2 separate regions of the Homo sapiens genome follow, and region 1 is linked to region 2. The links are chromatin contacts, found by Hi-C in ENCODE. All regions are on one chromosome and are shown on one strand. The core of a region is the stretch at or near the end of the contact, and the rest is flanking DNA. Distances in the headings are between cores, read along the strand shown. Region 1 holds the start of IFT70A (intraflagellar transport 70A). Region 2 holds the start of DNAJC10 (DnaJ heat shock protein family (Hsp40) member C10).

Region 1 (4,499 bases), core at 1,831-4,330, 5.1 Mb before region 2:
TATATATCCAGGTCATAAAAAAAGAAAGGCAACTTTTTTCTATGTGGCTTATACAGAATCGGATGTTACAGCTAAAAGTAATTGTAAAGGCTTCTGATAGTTCAAATGATTGTGAAATCCCAAAGAATAAAGGAATTTCTGACAGCCTAAAATTAGAAGGTATGGAACTCATACTTTTATTCTTCTCATTCTCAGTTCAGTGCTTATTTTTTCCTAAAAAATTAAAAAGTAAAAATTAAAAATTTCAGTTTTTAAAAAACCAAAAATATTAATAAGCTTCCACACTTAATATATGTCAGTATCCACAAGGAGGCAAAATCATTTCTGTAAAATCAAAAATAGAACATGAAGAAAAACGTTTATTATAAAACTTAAGAAGCAACCAATCAACCAAATTATGAAAAAAAATTTTGTCACTGACCAAACCTCATAACCTGAAAAGAACCAAGAAAAGAAATTCCCATTATACTTGTACTTCTAAAAGGGCTTAGAGGTCTAAACTAGACTTCGTTGCAATCCAGAAAGTTAAAGGACTAAAAAACTGGAGAAATAGAGTTAAGAATTAGATTTATCAGACAGCATAGTCTATGCTGAGATAGCAAAATAGACATGGCTTTATTTGCTGATTGAGAAGTGGTCCAGCCGTGGGCTAGCAGTCATTTACATATCAGTGACCAAATGCAAACATACCCGTACTAACAGTGCTTTGGTCCATGACATACCCTTTTGACAGCCCAAAGCTGAAACGTCAACTCTATCTGGGGTTACTTGCTTATACAAAGATGTTACTCTAGCAATTGTTGCTTGAGGGCAAGACCAGATGATTGTCACTAGTAGGAAGAAAGCAGAAGTGATGCAGCTTACACTGCATAGTCCCTACCCTTCTGGATTAAATGAAAAAGTTGCTCAAACATAAACTTGTTCTTACAAAGTGGATAAGATTCAAAATAAGACAAATATAAAGATGCCAAGGCTAAATACAGATAAAAAAAAGTGTGGTACGTAAGAAAGCCATTTTGAAAAAAGCCACTATCAGTCATAACTACTTATTCCATCCTATAATCTCATAAATCAAAGCTTTCAATTGTCTGGACTCATCTGTGACTGTATTCTTCCCAACATGCATTCTTTCTTCTTCGAGGGGTTGTTCAATAACAGCAGGTATGTTTGTGCCATAAAGTTCACAGTGTCCTAAAAACTGGACACATTCTTGAATAACACTGTCATGAATGACTATCATGTGTTTTGACATGTTTTCTAACAAGGACAGGAAGCATCTTTTGGCATAATACCAGGTATCTGTTCCCAGCTTTTTATTATAAGGCTCCAAGCTTTTGATAACTCGAGAAATACCAAACTCATAGTTTCCTTTGGCACAATAAAGAGTTCCTATCACCAAATTCACAATGCAGAGATGGTACATTTTCCGATTTGGGTCATCATAAGAGAGCTGCTCTTCCTCCTTTTCAATCTTCCTCATCAACTCCTCTGCTTCTTCATTTTGACTTGTCATAATATAGGAAACACAGAGATTAGCCAGTACAATAGCACTGACATTCAGGATGTTATCATAATGCTTCTTGACTATGGGTTCATAGAAACCAATGGCTTCTTTGTATTTGTTTTCCTGCATGAACAGAACATGAGCCACATTCAACTTCCACACATCATGGTCGTTACAGAATTCCACAGATTTGCGGAAGACCTTTTCCACCATTGGATAATTTTCAAGATTCCAGTAGATTTTTGCCTGAGCCATCAACACAGGAATGTATTTCTCCATGGTTTCATCATATTCATTCACTGCCTTTTTGATAGCTTCATCATCTCTGTTGTGTCTTGCTTCCTGTACTTGCTTGGTGAGTCTCCGAAGCTGCTCAGTCAGCATCCCTGCTAGCCCATCAAGCTTAATGAAAGCCTCTTCAGGAGCTGTCTGGCAAGTGATCAGGGCATCTAAGAAGTCATAGAGATAGGGTGTGAGGAACTTATACGTCAAATGGGCATTTTCTGCCAGGACATCTGCTGCCAGGTCAAAATACTCATATTTACAGTAGAGCAGCAACAGGTTGCCAAAAGTCTCTGGAGGAAAGGGATTCTGTTGGAGCAAAAACTGTAGCTTTTCAAACCCTTCTGTAGGCCTGGCATCCATGTTCATTAGTGCCTGGTTGTGCAGGGTCACAGGGTCCAACTCTTCCTCTGCCCTGGGTGGCATGTCGGTGAGGGTTTCTTGAGCTACCTCATAGTTTCTCAGTTGGTATTCTATGGCTGCCTTAAGGTTGAAGGCTTCCACCAGAGCAGTCTGATGGAGAACTAAGGTGTTGCCAACACTGCGAACATCAAAGCCCTCGGTGGTCATGCCCACACCTAGCTCAGGATGCTGGCGGATGCCACGCTCAATAATCTCAGCGATATGCTTCAGTGCTGAGGCATACTGTCGGCTGCTGTAATAGGCCAAAGCCAGGTTGTAGGAAAGGTCAGGCTGGTAGCCCGAGGCCTGCAGTGTGGCAGAAAACTTGGAGCATGCAGCTTCATACTGTCCCTCCTTGTAGAGCAAACAACCCAGGTTGACCTGGCCATCGGTCTCATTGTCGCCTCCACTTTCTTCTCCCCCTTCCCCACTCAGCAGCTGCTCCACCAGGCTCCTGGACCCTGGCAGATCGCCCTCGCTATACTTGATGGCAGCTTGCAGGCGGAGGACCCGGCTGTGGTAGGCGGGGTTATCCAGGAGAAGGAAGGCGACCCGAGTGGCCTCCGGATAAAGGCAGGCCTTGTACAGGGCCTGGGCCTGGTACAGGCGGTACTGCTCCAGTTCCGGGTGCAGCTGGCCCAGCTGCTCATAGCACTCGGCCGCCAGCGCGAACTCCTGCAGGCGGTAGTAGCAGTAGCCTAGCAGCGACAGGCCGGCACGGCTCCTGGGGCTCCGCTGCAGTTCTCGGCCCAGCAGCTGCACCGCCTCGGCGTAGCGGGCATCGCGGATGAGCCGGTACACTAGCGCGGTAAACTCCCCGTCGGGGATCTGCGCGCCGCTCAGACCAGCCATAACCACCACGGCTGTTATGCGTGCGGTTACCACGGCAACAGGGCAACCGGGCAACCGGAAACGGAAGACGACGGGTTACTTTGCCACGGAAGGAATCTGTTAGGAATAAAAAGGGACCGTTCTCGTTAGTCTCTCAAGTTCGGTTTGATCTTCAAATATTCTGGACTGCAGCGTGGCGGCAGTCAGAAGGGGAAAGACGACTACTCCGGGCCGTTCAGAGACTGAATCTTCCCGGTCCCGGCATGCATCGTTCCTGTGGCGCCGCTGCGCAGGCGTGGCCGCACTGCATGCTGGGAGGCGTAGTCCCTGTTGCACCGACCCGACTCGCGGCCCGTGTGGACGCACGGTCACTCGCCTTCCCTGCCCCCTAAAGATGAGGGGCACTCTCTGTGTCTGTTGTGCCACCTCGGTCTCTAGCGAATCGGAGGAAGATTTCCGGCACCATGTTCTGGCGATTTTGAGCCTTGTGCATTGGTGTGGTCTATACTAATGCTGGCGTTTGGCTTACTTTTAATAAAGTAGAGATCGTCAGTACAATAAAAGGACCTTTTAATAAAAGGAGCGGGATGGCAAAAGGGAGTTAACTCCTTGAATTCCCTTGGAATTAGAGCAGGTTCTTATGCTACCCCGAGGGCACAGTTTGTAAGAACAGAATACAGCAGCAAACAGAAATCCTTCTTATTTTGGTGGTTTCCAGAGGTTAATAAGGAAAAAGTGCTGTGAATCTTAATTGGTACTGGGAGAGGATCTGTTTTTGATCGCAGTATCTCTCCTTTTCCATGACAAAAAAAAAATTACTGAGTATATGTTGGCGTTTACACTTGGTTGTATCCATTGCTGTGGTCCTCCAACTGTCTCTGCCAATAAGAAATCAGTATCTTTTGTCATCTCCCATGATATCCATTGGTCTCTCTAGCACCTAATATAAACCTAATCCAAGTAAAAGTGTGTTGTTTGCTACATAATTACTGCAAATCCTTTGTATGCATCCATAATAGTGTTACTGCCCATAAATCTTTTCTGTATATAAACTTCACAGCTATCATACGGTTGATAACGATGTCAACCATATCATATAGCACCTCTATTAGAGACTGTTTACATATAGTATTTCTAATTTGAATAAGCAGCCTGCATTCTGCATATTGTAGTTTAAGAAGTCTGTGGGCTAGAAAGGTTTAAAGATTTAAGTATTACATTAATTAAATCAAACTATTAAATTAATAGTTTGTTTAAAGCCACATCTAGGTAGGTAGGGGCTGAACCATGATATCCAATAACCAATTTCAATAGGAAATAGTGACTGATGAATAACCCAATCCATGTATCTCATGTACGTGAGTTTGTAAGGGCCCATTGTTTGGTGCTAAGTGTGTATAAGGAATATTATTGTCTTTGTTTCTCCATTAAAACAATGAACTAACTTTGTGTAGTTAGTAAACTTTGAACTTCTAGGCCT
Region 2 (4,687 bases), core at 729-3,228:
GTTTTAATCCTTGGTCCACAACTTTACTTATTCTGCACACTTTCTTTGGGTGATCTGATGATTTTTCTCCTATTTTTTCTCCAATCTAGACATTACCCATGAGTTTTATGCAGGGTATATTCACTAAGATATGATCTAGGAACCTTGAACTAGATATGTCCAAGTCAGAACCCTTTATCTTTTCCCTAAACAGATCTTCATTCAGTGGGTAGTATTCAGCCATAAGAAGTCAGAAGTTAAACTTAAATCTTTCCTTTATCTCCCATATCCAACCAATCACCATCTCTTACTTTTTTTTTTCCCCCAAGACAGAGTCTTGCTCTGTACCCAGGCTGGTGTGCAGTGGTGTGATCTTGGCTCACTGCAACCTCTGTCTCCCGGGTTCAAGCGATTCTCTTGACTCCCGAGTAGCTGGGATTATAGGGGTGTGCCACCATGCCCGGCTTATTTTTGTATTTTTAGTAGAGATGGGATTTCACCACGTTGGCCAGGCTGGTCTCGACCTCTTGACCTCAAGTGATCCACCCGCCTCAGCCCCTCAAAGTTCTGCGATTACAAGCGTGAGCCACCACACCCGGCCCACCACCTCTTAAAGCATTTACCCTATTTGTCTAACATTCTCCTGTTCTTTCTCCAGTTTTGTATGCTTTGCATCCTCTCTCCAATAGCTGCCAGGATGATCTAAAATACAATCTCAGTCTCTTTTTTAAAAGCTTCCTCATCACCTAAGAGATAGAAATCTATGTCTTCATCTTGGTATAAAAACCTGTCTGTGATCTGGTCCCTGCTTCATCTTCCAGTTTTCTGTTTGTTTTTCAATTTACTTTAAGATTTTGTTACAGTGTGTAACAAAATGGTTACACACTGTGTCATAATGCTTAACATCATAGTCTCTGAAGCCAGGTTGCTTAGATGTGAATCCTAGCTCTCAAATATTTGCCTCAGTTTCCTCAAATGGGAAATAGATATAGGAGCCACTATCTTGTAAGATTATTTGGAGGACTAAATGAGTTACTACATGTGTGCTTAGACCAGTTCCTGAGACATATTAACTACTATTACATCAGGCTGCTTCTAATGTTTGCCTTTGTTCATTCTACTTCCTCTTCTTTCCTACCAAGTATTAGCTTAGCCATAGATCCTGTGTAGTTTTCCAAGTTTTTAGAAGCTGACACTTGATTTACTCCCCGAAACTGTTACCAATCACAACTTATTTCATGTTAGGGTTGATGTTATAAGCAGGTATCCTCTAGGCTCGGTTTTCTCTTTTAAATATAGAAAATGTAGTAAATATAACCACTTCAATTGTTATATTGCTGTGGGACAAAATGCAGTTCCTGTACCATAGCAGTAGGAGATCAAGGTAAGAGAGAACAACGATAACTCCCCAGTTTCTAGCTTGTATGACTCAGAATCCAGAAAATATTGTAGAAGTCTCAAATGCTTGTTGATACACACGCTTACACAAAATTGTAAATGTTTTAATTTCCTTCAAGTTTCCTACTGCCTCTTCAGTCCGCTAGCCTGATACTGCAATCAGTGTCGCTTCAGGCAACTTCTCCTTTCTCCGCCAAATTTCGCCTTTCGGTCTCACCCACCCATCACCCAGACAAATCCTCCAAAGCTCCGTCTTCCCTTTAAAAGACTCTCAGGGAACTCAACCCCAAAACCCACCCTCTGGGTTTCCCCGTCACCCTGGCAACGGAAGCAGGAAGAGGCGGGCTTCGCCATCCACCCTCCCCGCCCGCGGCAGGCGCCGGCCGCATTGGTGAGGGGGCGCGGGCTGCTTGGCCAGGGCAGTTCCCTCAGCTCCGGGTTGGAGCCGGAGCCGGAGCCGGATCCCGCGCACACCGCCACGTCAACCTAAACCTACACCGCCCTCTCCACCCCACCGCCGCAGCGCCCGCTGGGCCCGCAGCGGGTCTCCCCAGGCAGCGTCCTCCACGCCTTTCCCACAATGCTCCGCGCCAGGCCCCGCCCCGGCTCGCCGTGGAGACCGGCGCGTGAGGAACCTACCGGTACCGGCCGCGCGCTGGTAGTCGCCGGTGTGGCTGCACCTCACCAATCCCGTGCGCCGCGGCTGGGCCGTCGGAGAGTGCGTGTGCTTCTCTCCTGCACGCGGTGCTTGGGCTCGGCCAGGCGGGGTCCGCCGCCAGGGTTTGAGGATGGGGGAGTAGCTACAGGAAGCGACCCCGCGATGGCAAGGTGGGCATGGGCCCGGGGCTAGGGCTTTGCTGGAGCCGGTGGTGGCCTGGGCCCTCCGGTCAGGGAGGGGCGGAATGGCTGAGCGCCTGAACCTCCCTTCCTGTGCGCTCTTAAGACCTGGATATTGTGTTCTCGCTCCCCACCTTCCTCCTCCCTGTTATTCACACCACCCTTCCTCTGCCCAGCGATTCCCTCTCAGTTACTTACACTTTCTCCCTAAGTCCGACCTGAGACTTCAGACACCAGCAACACTTAACAGCCCTGTTCCCCCGTGTCTTCATCTTTACCCCTCTCCCCTCTCCCACTCTGCAGTGATGGCAATGCGAAAGCTTGCGCCTTGCATTTACCTGGCGCTTCCACCTGCCCGGTAGCTCGGGCCACGGGCAGTTCGGCCACACCCACGCTGAGAACAACCCCTGGGCGAGAAACATCTTATCCCAAAGTGTTGATTGAGACTATGCCCTCTCTTTTTCTGATGGTTGTTTTCTTGTTTGGATACTTGTTAATCTCTACATCATTATATTTTTCAAAGGTATATTTTTGTGGAATGAAAAGGAAGTATTAGAAATGAGCTGAAGACCATTCACAGGTAAAGAGAAAAATTTTTAAATATACATTTAGGATTAAATGAAAAACAGAAATGAGGTGCGAGGAGCGTTAGATTTTTCAAAGCATTACGATCTCTTTGGAACTAAAATATAGTGGTTGAAATGTGATATGATGAAGTAATGATTGTTTTTGCCCTGCAGAGAGTATGTCTAAATAACCGATTCCCTTCTCTTTTTGTGTTTTGTTTCTACTTACACCAAACATGAACTTTGCAATAAAATTACACTGGTAACTTACAATTGTTTTTCTACTATTTTTAAAAAATGGCCTCTACTTAAATTCAGTATAAGCACCTTCTGAGGAAACTCCGGGAAGAAGATCGACTGCTGTGTAGATTGTCTATTATAACAATATATTTCACTGTCATTTCTGGTAGGGTTATATGAGAAGTAAAAAACCCTATGTTTCCTTCTAGTCCCTCCCAAGGACATTTCCTACAAGTGAATTCTGCTGAAAATGAAAATTAGACAGCTTTAGGAGGTAAAGAAGTAGCTAAAAGGAAGAGGTATTACAGGCAACGCTATAACTGGGTAGAAAGAGGAAGCACCTGTAGCTCATTGCCACCTTTGTGTTCTGATGCTCGTCAGAGGTCTTTTCTCAGTGTATAAATTGCTGAGGGTGTGTGTGCAAGCTACTTACTACCACTCATGACCTTTTTTCTGCTATCTTCAGTGATTTCACAAATCTAGCTACATGGATGTAGAAAGAGTGAAAAATAGAACCTGGGGCATTCACACTGATTTGCCATTTAATGGAGATTGTATTGCTGACCATGTTCTGTGATAAATAAATTGTGCTATTATTGTTTAGTTCAAAATGTATTTTAACTGCCTGCTTTTCTTTCTTAGATTAATATTTTTGGGGACAGATTTGTGATGCTTGATTCACCCTTGAAGTAATGTAGACAGAAGTTCTCAAATTTGCATATTACATCAACTGGAACCAGCAGTGAATCTTAATGTTCACTTAAATCAGAACTTGCATAAGAAAGAGAATGGGAGTCTGGTTAAATAAAGATGACTATATCAGAGACTTGAAAAGGATCATTCTCTGTTTTCTGATAGTGTATATGGCCATTTTAGTGGGCACAGATCAGGATTTTTACAGTTTACTTGGAGTGTCCAAAACTGCAAGCAGTAGAGAAATAAGACAAGCTTTCAAGAAATTGGCATTGAAGTTACATCCTGATAAAAACCCGGTAGGTAAACGTTTGTTTTTAAAAATATTTGATTATATTTTTGGTACATTTTGATATTTATTTAAATTGCTTTAAATGATCAAATGCTTAAGAATAATCATATGTCAAAATTATAATTCAACTTGTATGCTAGAAACAAAAGCACCAAAATGTTCTGGATTATTTAGGATCCCGTGAAGGAATGTCAGTACCAAAAATTCAGTTCCCTCTTAATTTGTAGACGATTTTCCAACAATTCTATTAAAGACATTAACCCCAAAACAAACGATAATATCCGTGAAGTAGTTGAAGTAGTTTTCTTATTAAAGTAGGTTAAGATCAAGTGTTTTAGAACAGGAACAAAAATATTTTTTTAAAACTCAGAGGGTATGACTTGCTAAAAATAGAAGTAATAGCTAATAATAGCATGTTTTAACTTTGACTGTTTTCTTCTGTGTATGCACAAGTCCACAAACCAGAGTTAGAAAGTTTTATAAATTAATACTTCACAGCAGCTGAATATAATGCCAGTCATAAATATTTATGTACACATTAATGTAAATCTTTCAAAACTAAACTCATTTTAATTTTTATGGTGTTTTTGTAATTTATTTGATTATTTCTTAGTGAGATTTAGCGTTCATCATTAACAAGAAGACATAGTTATAATTTTCTCTTTTCTAGGTAGAAGTTTTA

What was found. Hi-C counts contacts between places; a loop is a spot of excess contacts on that map. Pooled maps may share reads with other maps.
Region 1: a loop to region 2 is called in a pooled map, with 16 times the contacts of the local background. The contact joins the promoter of IFT70A here to the promoter of DNAJC10 in region 2. A Hi-C loop is called at or near these places in 5 of 50 pooled maps.

Annotation. Positions count from the first base shown.
Region 1 is chr2:177,615,662-177,620,160 of GRCh38, forward strand. IFT70A (intraflagellar transport 70A) reads right to left here and starts at 3,081. Exons shown (of 1, transcript NM_152275.4): 1 at 1-3,081. The coding sequence starts at 3,040. The coding sequence ends at 1,043. IFT70A-AS1 (IFT70A antisense RNA 1) reads left to right here. Exons shown (of 3, transcript NR_198966.1): 2 at 1,640-1,859; 3 at 2,627-3,577. RefSeq lists an enhancer at 3,154-3,383.
Region 2 is chr2:182,714,279-182,718,965 of GRCh38, forward strand. It overlaps DNAJC10 (DnaJ heat shock protein family (Hsp40) member C10), which reads left to right and starts at 1,979. Exons shown (of 24, transcript NM_018981.4): 1 at 1,979-2,205; 2 at 2,738-2,794; 3 at 3,663-4,012. The coding sequence starts at 3,809. It overlaps LOC101929976 (a long non-coding RNA gene), which reads right to left and starts at 332. Exons shown (of 7, transcript XR_427200.3): 1 at 1-332. It also overlaps a transcript of PDE1A not described here. RefSeq lists enhancers at 1,462-1,611, 1,632-1,701, 2,046-2,650 and a silencer at 2,212-2,371.